Linked DNA regions of Homo sapiens: region 2 is linked to region 1. Evidence: chromatin contacts called from ENCODE Hi-C or POLR2A ChIA-PET data. All regions are on one chromosome and are shown on one strand. The core of a region is the stretch at or near the end of the contact, and the rest is flanking DNA. Distances in the headings are between cores, read along the strand shown. Region 1 overlaps FANCD2 (FA complementation group D2). Region 2 overlaps IRAK2 (interleukin 1 receptor associated kinase 2).

What was found. Hi-C counts contacts between places; a loop is a spot of excess contacts on that map. ChIA-PET counts read pairs that join two places held with the same protein, here RNA polymerase II (POLR2A). Pooled maps may share reads with other maps.
Region 2: a map of PC-9 shows a loop between it and region 1 (2.7-fold over the local background). The contact joins two enhancer-like sites. A Hi-C loop is called at or near these places in 1 of 168 maps with a recorded cell type or tissue (PC-9) and 4 of 50 pooled maps. POLR2A ChIA-PET finds 5 or more read pairs at or near these places in 3 of 52 experiments (activated CD4-positive, alpha-beta T cell, activated T-cell and activated naive CD4-positive, alpha-beta T cell).

The regions. Positions count from the first base shown.
Region 1 is chr3:10,083,748-10,087,965 of GRCh38, reverse strand. FANCD2 (FA complementation group D2) reads right to left here. Exons shown (of 44, transcript NM_001018115.3): 33 at 2,044-2,154; 34 at 702-832. It also overlaps a transcript of FANCD2OS not described here. Among named protein-coding and RNA genes, the nearest start is that of FANCD2OS, 22 kb to the left of the region's middle. Within about 2 kb of position 2,050, at least 2 of the 41 ENCODE cell types and tissues checked have a DNase peak (open chromatin) inside an H3K27ac peak, as active enhancers do.
Region 2 is chr3:10,223,433-10,227,650 of GRCh38, reverse strand. IRAK2 (interleukin 1 receptor associated kinase 2) reads right to left here. Exons shown (of 13, transcript NM_001570.4): 10 at 1,218-1,280. Among named protein-coding and RNA genes, the nearest start is that of TATDN2, 23 kb to the left of the region's middle. RefSeq lists a silencer at 932-1,226 and enhancers at 1,340-1,389, 1,565-2,347. Within about 2 kb of position 2,235, at least 13 of the 41 ENCODE cell types and tissues checked have a DNase peak (open chromatin) inside an H3K27ac peak, as active enhancers do.

The DNA of each region.
Region 1 (4,218 bases), core at 801-3,300:
AGTTTAAGAAAGAGGCCAGGGCTGGGCACAGTGGCTCACGTCTGTAATCCCAGCACTTTGGGAGGCTGAGGCAGGTGGATCACGAGGTCAGGAGTTCGAGACCAGCCTGACCAACATGGTGAAACCCCGTCTCCACTAAAAATACAAAAATTGGCTGGGCACGGTGGTGCGCACCTGTAATCCCAGCTACTTGAAAGGCTGAGGCAGGAGAATCGTTTGAACCTGGGAGGTAGAGGATTGCAGTGAGCCAACATCGCACCACTGCACTCCAGCCTGGGTGACAGAACGAGACTCTGTCTCAAAAAAAAAGAAAAAGGCCAGGGAAGAGGCCAGTATTTCTTTTATACTTGACCCTGATTTCTCCTTTATTTCCTACTTTATTAACCTCATGATTTATGTCTCGTTTTGTCAAATGTCTCAGATAAATTTTTTTTTTTTGAAAAGGAAGAACATGATTAAACTTAAGCCAAAGAGAAAACTATCTACTCAGCTTGTCTAACCAAACTCAGACTAAGCAATTTTAGCAGAAATCAGTCAGGTTGTTCTGGGAAAATGACCTTCTTGGTATAGCAAGAGGGCCTATCCAAGGTTATGTGGGGATTTACATGTAAAAATGTCCTGGGAAGCCCAAAGTTTGTAAGTGTGAGATATTAGTCCTATTCATTAAAAAAAAAAAAAAAAAAAGGATCTAGGCCCATCACCAATTTTTTCTTTGTTCTGAGCAGAAGCTGTTGATTTCTCCAAAATAACCATCAAAAGTCTGATGAGATAAAGAGCACACTGGAAACTGGGAATGCTTTGATGGAAATTCTGCAAGTAATGGACGCTCTGGCTGTAAGGAGACAAGAAAAACAAACAAATGCAATAGTATCCTATGTGTCACAGATATATTTAAATCCACATGACGTGCCCAAGTCCCTTTCAGTGTTTGACGGCCTAATCAGAATCCTCCTTATTTTCAGGTGCTTTAGTAGCAACCCTCTTCAAGCATCTTGGTAGAAAACCATACCTTTGTATGGAAAAAGCCAGGGCAGAAGACAGCCCCACTGATGGAATGTTGGCCTTGAAGGGGTCATGTATGCTGAGAAACCCAAGCACCACGCTAATATGTACAACCCTAGATAAATTATCTGCTCTTTAAAGCCTTAGGCAATACACTGAAAATAATTTGTAAAATCTGGGTTCACAGGCCGGGCATGGTGACTTATGCCTGTAATCCTAGCACTTTGCTAGGCTGAGACAGGCAGATCACCTGAGCTCAGGAATTAGAGACCAGCCTGGCCACATGTCGAAAACATCTCTACAAAAATATAAAAATTAGTAGGGTGTGTCAGCATGCGCCTGTAATCCCAGCGTCTTGGGAGGCTGAGGCAGTACAATCACTTGAGCCCAGGAGGTGGAGGGTGCAGTGAGCTGGGATCACTCCAGCCTGGGTGACAAAGTGAGACTCTCTCTCAAAGAAAAAAAAAAGAAGATATAAGGTCCTGACCTATAGACAGGGATGATAAGCACTGACTGCTGACCCAGTGATGGTCTAGGTTACCAAGGGAAGTGAGAGAAAGACCAAGTCACTCTGACTGAAGGGGGAGGGGGCCGAAAGCCATGCCCCTGAGATCATGTCACCTCCCTTGTCCACTGCCTACCCCTCAGCCACATAAGGTCTTCCTACAAGACAAGGGGAAAGAAACAGGCTATCAGTGATAACTAGCTGCTGCCTAATTACCCAAATCTGCTGGGAGACAGTAGGTCCCTGGATAATCAAGAGTTGATTACAGATGGTCAATGTTTTCATCATTATTACTTGAAAAGGCTGAGTTTATGGGCTGATGCATTCATGAAGATTTAGCATGATTATTCAAGGTTTCTAATACTTCAGGATTTATCAGAATACATAGATGAGAAAGCTCATATATGAGGAGAGTAGCTGAAAATAATTTCCTTTACAACTACTGAAAGACACCCAGGTTATTTTAAAGAAAGTTGCCAATCCTGTTCCTAGGAGTTTCTTGGGACAACAATCTTGGCTATGTAGTTATGACTCACCTGAGTAGTTCCTCCAAAGGCTGGCTGTGTTCTCCCTGTTTCAGTCGGCTACTAAGGACATGGAGGGCTGAATACAGTAAATTCTGATTTTCAGGTTGAGAAAATCCACTCCTAAGGAAGTCAAGGTAAGAGGGGTTAGCTTAGTTTCTGGAAAACTACTTGGATAGTATTTAAGGATCCTGGCCTCCAGTCTGTACCATCAATAGTTTAACGGTTTGAAAAAAGAATTGAGAGGTCGGGCGTGGTGGCTCACACCTGTAATCCCAGCACTTCGGGAGGCTGAGGCGGGCGAATAACGAGGTCAACACATGGAGACCATCTTGGCCAACACGGTGAAATCCCGTCTCTACTAAAAATACAAAAATTAGCTGGGTGTGGTGGCGGGCACCTGTAGTCCCAGCTACTCCAGAGGCTGAGGCAGAAGAATCGCTAGAACTCGGGAGGTGGAGGCTGCAGTGAGCCGAGATTGTGCCACTGCACTCCAGCCTGGCGACAGAGCGAGACTCCATCTCAAAAAAAAAAAAAAAAGAAAGAAAAAAGAAAAAAGAATTGAAATGGAAAGTACTGAAGTACCAAATTCAATCACAGCTCTAAGTATCAGAGTAGAAACTGAAGTACATCCAAAGTAATCTTTCCTGAAGTCTTCATAGGTTTCTTTTCTTCTTTCCTCTTTCTTTTCACAGGGGTGAGCCACCACGCCTGGGCCATAGGTTTACTTTGAAGGGCAAAAAGCTCTCCTTCATTCCCTATATTTTAGAGATATGTAGTCTTCTTCAAAAATACAGGAATAATTTTGTCAAACTGCTAAATCAATGTCCAGCCCATAGTGGTACTTACCCCTTCTCCTACATTAATGAGTCAAGTCTTGACATTTCTATCTTTGGATTACCTTTCATATTGTCCCTTCCTTTCCAAGCCTAGACCATCATTTTGGCCAGGCCCCTATCAATACATGTGTAGATCATAGTGACACCTTTTGAGTGTTCTTTTTTGCATCCCTTTTCAATCTGTCCTGCACTCTGCTGCCAGAAGTGTTTTCTTAAACCACTGCTTTCATTGTATTATGGCTGTGATCATAAAACTCCAAAATGGCTTCCCTGGACAACATTTAAATTATTCTGCCTGACCTTTGAGGCCCAGCACAATCTGACGTCCTAGATCTTCTCCTCTAGAAGCATCTTCCTGATCACCAGTGATAGTCATTCTTCCTTTCAACAAATGTATTCTGAGGGCCTATTAGGTGTCAGGTTTTTGGTCTACCATAGCTTCAATGAGATATAGTTGATGTACAATACACTTCATGTACTTAAAATGTTGAATTTGGGCCAGGTATGGTGGCTCACGCCTCTAATGCCAGCACTTTGGGAGGCTGAGGCGGGTGGATCACTTGAGCCCAGAGGTTCAAGACCAGCCTGGGGGCAACATGGCGAAACCCCGTCTCTACCAAAGAAAAAAAAAAGGAAAAATCAGCTGGGCATGGTGGTACATGCCTGCAGTCCCAACTGCTTGGGAGGCTGAGGTGGGAGGATTTATAGCCTGGGAGTCAGAGGTTGCAGTGAGCTGTGATTGTGTTACTACACTCCAGCCTGGGCAACAGAGCAAGACCCTGTCTCAGGGAAGAAAAAAAAAAAAGCCAGGTGTAGTGGCTCACACCTGTAATCCCAGCACTTTGGGAGGCTGAGGTGGGTAGATCACGGGGTCAGGAGTTCAAGACCAGCCTGGCCAAGATGGTGAAACCCCGTCTCTACTAAAAATACAAAAATTAGCCAGGTGCAGTGGCAGGCGCATGTAATCTCAGCTATTCAGGAGGCTGAGGCAGAAGAATCGCTTGAACCCGGGCAGCAGAGGTTATAGTGAGCCGAGATCGCGCCACTGCACTCCAGCCTGAGCGACAGAGTGAGACTCTGTCTCTCACACACACACAAAAGCATGGGAAACAAGTTTAGAATATACTATGTAAAACCACAGGCTAAATTGCTCAAAATATTCCTGTACCAGACCCTGGTGGACATACCTTTTTTTTTTTTTTTTTTTTGAGACGGAGTCTTGCTCTGTCGCCCAGGCTGGAGTGCAGTGGTGGGATCTCGGCTCACTGCAAGCTCCACCTCCCGGGTTAAGGCCATTCTCCTGCCTCAGCCTCTTGAGTAGCTGGGACTACAGGCGCCTGCAACCACG
Region 2 (4,218 bases), core at 986-3,485, 140 kb before region 1:
TCAGGGAGATCTGACTCAGAATTCCAGCTCTGACACTTGGTAATTCCAACTGAGATCCTAGGCCAAACTCAGAGCCAGCTTTCCTCATCTGCAGATGAATATAATGACTCTATCATGGAAAAATTGAGATGATTTAGGTAGATAATGTATGGAAAGTATTTAACACAAAGTCAGGCTAGGTTGTTATATTTTTATTCTTTTTTGAGAGAGGGTCTCACTCTGTCACCCAGGCTGGAGTGCAGTGGTGCAATCTTGGCTCACCGCAACCTCTGTCTCCTGGGTTCAAGCGATTCTCCTGCCTCAGCCTCCCAAGTAGCTGGGATTACAGGTGTGTGCCACTACGCTTGGCTAATTTTTGTATTTTTAGTAGAGACAGGGTTTCGCCATGTTGCCCAGGCTGGTCTCGAACTCCCAGCCTCAAGTGATCCGCCCGCCTTGGCCTCCTCCAAAGTGCTGGGATTAGAGGTGTGAGCCACCACACCCAGCCAGGTTGTTATATTTTTTAAATGACTGTGTATATCAGATCTTTGGCCTACAAAATGGAAATTGTTTTTATTATAGAAACTTGTTTAAAAGGGCTGAAATTAACTTTTATCAATTTGAGGAAAATCCCTAATGAATTGCCTGATATATAGAGAAGTGCTTTCTCTTTTATACAAGTGCTTTCTATAAACATTCCAAAATCTTTTTTTTTTTTTTTTTTTTGAGATGGAGTCTCGCTCTGTCACCCAGGCTGGAGTGCAGTGGCATAATCTTGGTTCACTGCAACCTCTGCCTCCCAGGTTCAAGTGATTCTCCTGCCTCAGCCTCCCGAGTAGCTGGGATTACAGGCACATGCGACCACACCTGGATAATGTTGGGGGTTTTTTGTAAGTTTTTTCTTTTCTTTTTTTTTAATAGAGACAGGGTTTCACCATGTTGGCCAGGCTGGTCTTGAACTCCTGGTCTCAAATGATCCACCCACATCAGTCTCCCAAAGGCTGTGATCACAGGCATGAGCCACCGCACCAAGCCCCAGATGCTATTATCATGAAAAAGCAATGGTTGGCTGGCAGGTGGGGATGGGAGGTTAAAGCTGCTTTGTGGGGATGCAAATGCAACCTTGTACCGGGCCTCATTTGCATGTGTAAAACTAGCTAGAATTGAGGTCGTTGCCCTCTCTACAGAGCTGTGAGGCCCAAATATACCTCCCAGCCAGATGTGACAAGTTCCCTTACCAGGTAAACCGGGCTTCGGTTGTTATCCATTGCAGGGATGCCCGTGAGGACCTCGGCCAACACCTGGAGAGAACAGAACGTGAGTTAGCATGGTTCAGACGCTCGTGCACACAGCCAGGCAGCAGATTCTGTCTTCTCTTCTCAGTTCTGAGCTCCAGGTGCAGCTCTGCCATTGCCAGCAGACACACCTGCCCAAAATCTGGAACATGGGAATATCACTAAACACCTCCTCCAATTAAAGATGCCACCAAGCTGCCAGTGGAAGGTTGTAATTAATTGATAGCCAGGCAGAGAAGATGGTTTTCAAAAATTCATGTGTGTGTGTGTTTATATGTATTACCATAAGATATATATAGGTATAGATAAATATAGATACACACACACGTATATATACACTATTTTTTAAAGATTGTTTCATTTAAAAATCCTTCAGCTGGCTGGGCACGGTGGATCATGCCTGTAATCCCAGCACTTTGGGAGGCTGAGGTGGGCGGATCACGTGGTCAGGAGATCGAGACCATCCTGGCTAACACAGCGAAACCCCGTCTCTACTAAAGATACAAAAAAATGAGCCAGGCGCGGTGGCGGGTGCCTGTAGTCCCAGGTGCTTGGGAGGCTGAGGCAGGAGAATGGCGTGAACCTGGGAGGTGGATCTTGCAGTGAACTGAGATCGCACCACTGCACTCCAGCCTGGGCGACAGAGCAAGACTCCGTCTCAAAAAAAAAAAAAAACACCAAAAAACCTTCAGCTATGGCAAGCAGGCATTGCTCTGTGAATCTCAGGGAAGGAAAGACTCTGCATGCAGGCAGGTATCTATTCTAGACAAATCTTGCAGCATCCATAGCATGTTTCACTCACAGGCCTTTACTAACATTATTTATTCATTAGCGCATCCACTCGCAGAAGGAGCACAACCCTGTATACGTGTAAGTCACCACAAAATTGGCAAACCATGATATATGTCTTCATAAACAGGAAACTGCTTTGAACAGGGTTTCTCAGTAGAGACAATGCTATGATGGCTAAGGGCTCTACAGTCAGGCCTGAGTTCAAATTCTGACTCTGTTCCTTATATGCTCAGGTGATCTTTAGGCAAGTAACTAAAACCTGAGCCTCAGTGTCCTCATCTGTTAAATGGGGACTAGCAGTTGTGAATATTAAAGGTGTGAAGACCCCACACTTAGTGTGGAACCTCTCTCCCACAGCATCTCTCAAAGCAAGTCAGAATAGGGTCACATTTATAGCCAAGAATCCCTCCAAGCCTGGAGGAAGGAAAGGATAAAGGTTTTAAACCACCCAGGATTAATAACAGACTGGCAGTGACCAGAAAAGGGCAGCAGAGGGCATCACTGCTGCAAGTGGGACAGGAGCCAATTGAAAAGGGACTCCTGACAGGTCCCTGCCAGGAAGGGACAGAACAAGGGGAAATGAATAAACAAAGACTTCCTGTGCCCCTTTCACAGAGCAGGCTCTGAGCCAAGTCCTTTATAGAGGTCACTGAGCACTCACCAAAAAACACTGAGCAATGCACTGTGATCCCCACAGGAGGAATCAAAGTTCAAAAGCGTTATCAGTCAACCAGAGGCAGGGCTGAGCAAAAGGGTGGCAGGAGCCAGGAGGCATTCAATGAATGAATGGATGGATGGGTGGTAGATGGATGGATGGATGGATGGATGGATGGATGGATGGATGGATGGATGGATGGGTATGTGGGTGGGAGGGTGGGTGCATGGGTGGATGAATAGATGGATAGGTGGGAGGGTGAATGGATGGATGAGGAAGTCATCTGTGACGCTAACACACCAGTTAGAAGGTCAAGAGTAAACAGATATCAGAAGGAGGGTGTAAAGGTGGGAATAACAATAACCACAGTCATCATAATATTCTTGGTAGGTGCAGGGTGCAGGGTGCCATGCTCACCTGCTTATATACATTATCCCATTCATCTCCATGTGTATCGTTAGCCCCATCTTACAGAAGGCTTAACTGAGGCCCAGAGACAGAAGTGCTAGGTGTAAGTCACACAGCTGAAAGTAACTGAGCCGGGCCTAGGGGTTCTATCCCCCTGGTTCTTTTTTTTCTTTTTTTTTTTTTTTGAGACAGAATCTTGCTCTGTTGCCCAGGCTGGAGTGCAATGGCGCGATCTCGGCTTACTGCAACCTCTGCCTCCCAGGTTCAAGTGATTCTCCTGACTCAGCCTCCCAGGTAGCTGCGATTACAGGCACATGCCACCACACTCAGCTAATTTTTGTATTTTTAGTAGAGCCGGGGTTTCACCATGTTGGCCAGGTTGGTCTTGAACTCCTGACCTCAGGTGATCTGCCCACATCGGCCTCCCAAAGTACTGAGATTTTAGGCATGTGCCACCACTCCCTGCCCATCCCCCTGGTTCTTAAAGGAGAAGGAGCCTGGACTAGCCCTGCTGAGCTTCACTGAACAACTTGCAGTGGGGCTGAGGGAGGCAGAGGAACCAGCTGGGAGACACGGAGGTGCAGAATCTGGGGTTCTGGCTGAGGGCAGAGGTGACTCAGGGCCACGGTTCTGGTAGCAGAGGTAGACAGACAGGAGACTGTGGTCAGAGAGAGGAAGTACAGAGTTCAAGGCTAGAGAAGAAAAGAGGGTGAGGCCCAAGGGGCAGCTGTATGCACTTGGCTGAAGCCAACCTGACTGTTACTCTTCTCAGCCAGCATTTCCCAGACTGGGTTCCATGGAACACTGACAAGGACAGATATTCTGAGAACACAAGGTTCCATAGTCAAATGAGCTTGGGAAACACTGCATACCCCTCTCTGGTGAATTCACAAGTACCAGATTAAAGGCTCACTACCATTCAACCAGCTTGAATTAATCTTGTGGTAAAGAAACCTGCTTGACTTTGCCTAATGCAATATTTCCAAGCCTGTCAGGGCACAAACCCTTTTAACACATCAATCCTAGAGGTCCGAAGGAACTGGAGTTCTACAGAAATATACTTTGGAGACTGCTACATGCAGACCATGA